Linked DNA regions of Homo sapiens: region 2 is linked to region 1. The links are chromatin loops, found by intact Hi-C in ENCODE. Cell type or tissue: Caco-2. All regions are shown on one strand.

The links. Peaks named below come from ENCODE experiments on the same cell type or tissue, not always from the same donor. Only the 100,000 strongest peaks of a DNase experiment are listed, where the experiment ranks them.
Region 2: a loop joins it to region 1, with 2.3 times the contacts of the local background. A loop is called at or near these places in 2 of 110 quality-filtered maps.

Annotation. Positions count from the first base shown.
Region 1 is chrX:123,883,796-123,886,295 of GRCh38, reverse strand. XIAP (X-linked inhibitor of apoptosis) reads right to left here. Exons shown (of 7, transcript NM_001167.4): 2 at 1-665. The coding sequence starts at 633. Among named protein-coding and RNA genes, the nearest start is that of XIAP, 25 kb to the right of the region's middle. In Caco-2, a CTCF peak has its summit at 1,264 (motif pointing left); no DNase peak of the experiment used is centred here.
Region 2 is chrX:123,778,802-123,781,301 of GRCh38, reverse strand. No RefSeq gene overlaps it. Among named protein-coding and RNA genes, the nearest start is that of THOC2, 47 kb to the right of the region's middle. In Caco-2, no CTCF peak of the experiment used is centred here; DNase peaks (open chromatin) are centred at 351, 631 and 1,221.

The sequences.
Region 1 (2,500 bases):
TTCCCAATTTTTCAGTTTTCCACCACAACAAAAGCACTGCACTTGGTCACCAATACCTGTGTAGTAGAGTCCAGCACTTGCTAACTCTCTTGGGGTTAGGTGAGCATAGTCTGGCCAGTTCTGAAAGGACTTTAATCTAGCTTCTTCACTATACATGGCAGGGTTCCTCGGGTATATGGTGTCTGATATATCTACAACCTGCCCAGTTCTCAAAAGATAGTCTGCATGTGTCTCAGATGGCCTGTCTAAGGCAAAATGATCTCTGCTTCCCAGATAGTTTTCAACTTTGTACTGACCATTCTGGATACCAGAATTTGTAGACTGCGTGGCACTATTTTCAAGATAAAAGCCGTTGATAAATCTGCAATTTGGGGATACTTTCCTGTGTCTTCCAACTGCTGAGTCTCCATATTGCCATCTATCTACAGCTGCATGACAACTAAAGCACCGCACGGTATCTCCTTCACCAGTATAAAGAAACCCTGCTCGTGCCAGTGTTGATGCTGAAACAGGACTACCACTTGGAAAATTAGCAAAAGTTTTTAATCTATTAAACTCTTCTACAAATTCTTCTTCCTTATTGATGTCTGCAGGTACACAAGTTTTAGATCCTTCAAAACTGTTAAAAGTCATCTTCTCTTGAAAATAGGACTTGTCCACCTTTTCTAAAAAGAGAACATTATATTAGGAAATCCAAAATGTGAAACACAAGCAACAGACTTTTGTTATAGGAGCTAACAAATTATCCACTTATGACATAAAAATAACTACACGACCGCTAAGAAACATTCTAATTCTAAATACTAGAGTTCGACATTACCACATCATTCAAGTCATAAAGTAAAATCTAGCATTTTTGTTTTCTCTTTTTGAGGAAAGTAATATTTAAGCAGGCAGAATAAAACTAATAATTTTTAAATGCTTATTTTACATAAATATGTAAACTGTGATGCAGAATATATTATAATTATTAACCATGTCAAATCATTAATTAGGAAAAACATGAAAGCATAAAATATGCAGATTATTAAAATCTATGCATAATTGTTATAATGAATCATTATATATTCAAGGCATCAAAGTTGTTTTTACAAGTTAAAAAATGTTCAGAATGTTAATGAATTAATTTTTAATATCTCTTTGCTTAGCAAAATATGTTTTAATCATAATATTGGTTCCAATGTGTTCTTTAAGAGTATGAAATATTTCTGATTTTCATGCATGAATGAGAGCCCTTTTTTTGTTGTAACTGGATAATTACAGATATATATGTAACACTGCCCTCTAGAGGGTGGCTCAGGAAAAATTCTAAGTACCTGCAAACCTTAATTGCTGTTACTTTTTTTTTTTTGCCCATGACATACATGTGCCCTGCAGTTACTTTTGCTATTAACTTCCCTTGGTCAAGTAACAATCTGTTCAAATGGAAGATAAGTATTGCTGCAGTCTTATTAGAGCTGCCAAATTACAGCTGGTAATTTTAACCCAGATAAAATACTAAAAGGAACCCGTTAGGTTATGAGAAGGGTATCAATTATTAGAAAGATAATTTATCCTCCAAACCTGGACACTTCTCAAAGTGAAAAATTACACTAGTAATAATCACACTGGGACAACAGGCATAAATCAGGGTTGCCCCAGGCAAACTAGAGTATATGGTAACCCTAGTTATGAGGCAAACCTGGTTCTCCAGAATCTCCCACATTGCCTGATAACATGCTCAATATAAACTTGTCAAAGGCAAAATAAGAGAATGGTAACAATGACTCTGTCTCTATATTATGCGTGCATTAATTGATTTTTTTTTTTTTTGAGATGGAGTTTTGCTCTTGCTGCCCAGGCTGGAGTGCAATGGTGTGATACTGGTTCATGCGACCTCCGCCTCCCAGGTTCAAGCAATTATCCTGCCTCAGCCTCTCAAGTAGCTGGGATTACAGGCATGCGCCACCATGCCCGGCTAATTTTGTATTTTTTAGTAGAGACGGGGTTTCTCCAGGTTGGTCAGGCTGGTCTTGAACTCCTGACCTCAGGTGATCTGCCCGCCTCGGCCTTCCAAAATGCTGGGATTACAGGCGTGAGCCACCGCGCCCTGCCATTAATTGATTTCTTGAGAAGAATTAGCCAGCTCTTTTGCCTTTATGTTGACACAATATGCCTTAAAATTTAATCTCTTTTGGAGTAATGTTCAACACAAAGCAAGCTGGCAATGGACTTCAGTCTTTCCTGGCCATGTCAATTTATAGTGGTATTAACTCATATACCTCAACAGCTGAGTTATATCTGCATAAAACTTTTGGAATATAGTCTCCATGACTTTTGATGAATTATCATTTCCTATATGTCTGAAAACATTCCAACATTAGCTTCAAGGCCCTTTGTTGAATCAGCACAATAAACTGGATGACAAAAATCAAGATTCAAAGAAACCAAGGCTGATCAAACTCCTTGTTCTACTCTTTCCCCCCTTCTCACTCTGCACTTGACTAGTCTTAAAAAAAAC
Region 2 (2,500 bases), 100 kb after region 1:
TGGAATAATATTATCTTTTCCCAGAAAGGATTTTTTTGTTCCTTACCAAGTGCCTGGGGCACTAATAGTATGGGAAGAGTACGGGATTACCTTATTCCAAGTTTAAATCTTGGTATTTTGTGGGCCATTCAAATGATAAATCTGATCTATAGAGGTCATGAAGGCTAATTTACTTCTGGTTCGTCCTTACTACTAGGGTGTAGCTATCTAGTTTCCAAACCCAAAGCAGGGAACAGTACACCTTAGATTCCACCTTTTGTCCCCCAGCCCCATAAACCAACAAATGAGCAGCTCAGCTTCTCACATACCTCTTTGGAATGGTCAAACACCTTAAGGTTAAAAGCTATCCCTGCATGCTATGCTAACCTCTCTGGGTTTCTGGCCTCTCTCTAAGCTTGCCTTAGTCATGACTCACCTGAAAGCATTAGTGGTCTGGAAACAAAGCTTGAGGAATTTTTTGTTTCCATATTCCAGAGTGTAGTCCTTTGAGTTCTCTCTGCACAAGAGTGTAATTTGCACTAGGAGTCCCCTTTGGCTGGTGGACAGCTTCAGCTGCTTTCTTCAGTTCCCAGTGTCCACCCCAAAGCACTGCTTGCCTATCAGTTGTTTCCTGGGCTGGGCAAATGACCCCTGGAGCAAAGACTACAACAGAATCCTAGTTGAGAGAGAGAGAGAGAGAGAGAGAGAGAGAGTGTGTGTGTGTGTGTGTGTGTGTGTGAGAGAGAGAGAGAGAGAGACAGAGACAGAGACACACACACACAGAGAGAGAGATATCCAGAGTCCAGGGTCTACTTTCCTGGTGGCTGCAGGTCACTAACTCATTGTCTCATGTGTCCCTCTCACTTAAGGAACACCTTTTGCTTGGTAAATGCCTCTGGAGGGAAGAGGCCCTGGCTCACTTCTTTCTGTTCTGAGCACAAATTACCCTCACCACCACCCTGGCCCAAGCTACCATCATCTATCTCCTGGATTTAACTGAGTTCCCAGCTTCCACCTTTGCCATTCTATTCTCCTCATAAAAGTGACTGATCCTTTAAAAGAATAAATCAGACATGTCACTTCTTAGTTTAAAACCTCCCAGTGTCTTTTAAACCCACTCAGAATAAAATCCAAAATCGTTCCCATGACCTACAGGGACTTATATAACCTGATCCCTGGTTACCACTCAGATCTTATCACCTGTACTTCAGTCACACTAGCTTCCTGCTGTTCCTCAAACAAGCCAGTTATGCTTGAGCCTCAGGACTTTGTACTTACTGCCTGCAATGCTCTTTACCTTGATATCCTCATGGCTGATTCATTCACCTCCTTTAAGTTTTTGCTGAAGTGTTACCTATCAGAAAGGCCTTCCCTGATCAGCCTATGTAAAATAGCATTCCTTTCCTTTTATTCTTTATGCTCTTACCCAGGTTTATTTTCCTTATAACACTTGTCACCAATTGTCATATTTTATTTTATTTTATTTTGTTTTATTTTGAGACAGATTCTCATTCTGTCGCTCAGGCTGGAGTGCAGTGGTGCGATCTTGGCTCACTGCAACCTCTGCCTCCTGGGTTCAAGCGATTCTCCCGCCTCAGCCTCCTGAGTAGCTGGGACTACAGGCATGCACCACCACGCCTGGCTAATTTTTGTATTTTTAGTAGAGAGGGGGTTTCACCATGTTGGTCAGGCTGGTCTCAAACTCCTAGCCTCATGATCCGTCCGCCTCAGCCTCCCAAAGTGCAAGGATTATAGGCGTGAGCTACCGCACTCGGCTACTTGTTTTTAAAAATGTTGTCTCCCTCCCCAGCTAGATTGTAAACTTCATGAAAACAGGGACATATTCTTGTATGTCCAGCATACAAGAACAAACAGTGCCTTGCACATTATAGGTGACTCATAAATACGATATTAATGAAGAAATTGTGTAACACCTATATAAAGGAGACTAGGCCGGGCGCGGTGGCTCTCGCCTGTAATCCCAGCACTTTGGGAGGCCGAGGCGGGCGGATCATGAGGTCAGGAGATCGAGACCATCCTGGCTAACACGGTGAAACCCCGTCTCTACTAAAAAATACAAAAAAAAAAAAAAAGAAAAAAAAATTAGCCAGACATGATGGCGGGCGCCTGTAGTCCCAGCTACTCGGGAGGCTGAGAGCCAGGAGAATGGCGTGAACCCGGGAGGCATAGCTTGCAGTGAGCCGAGATCACGCCACTGCACTCCAACTCCAGCCTGGGCGACAGAGCAAGACTCTGTCTCAAAAAAAAAAAAAAAAAAAAAAGAGACTAAAATTAATCTAGAGGGACAGCAAAGGATTGAATTTTGCAAAAGTAGTAATTATTCCCAAATTAATTTATATATTTATCACCATTCTGATTTTAAAACTGCACAGTACTTTTTGGATCACAAGGTCAGGAGATCGAGACCATCCTGGCTAACATGGTGAAACCCCCGTCTCTACTAAAAATACAAAAAAAATTAGCTGGGTGTGGTGGTGGGCGCCTGTAGTCCCAGCTACTC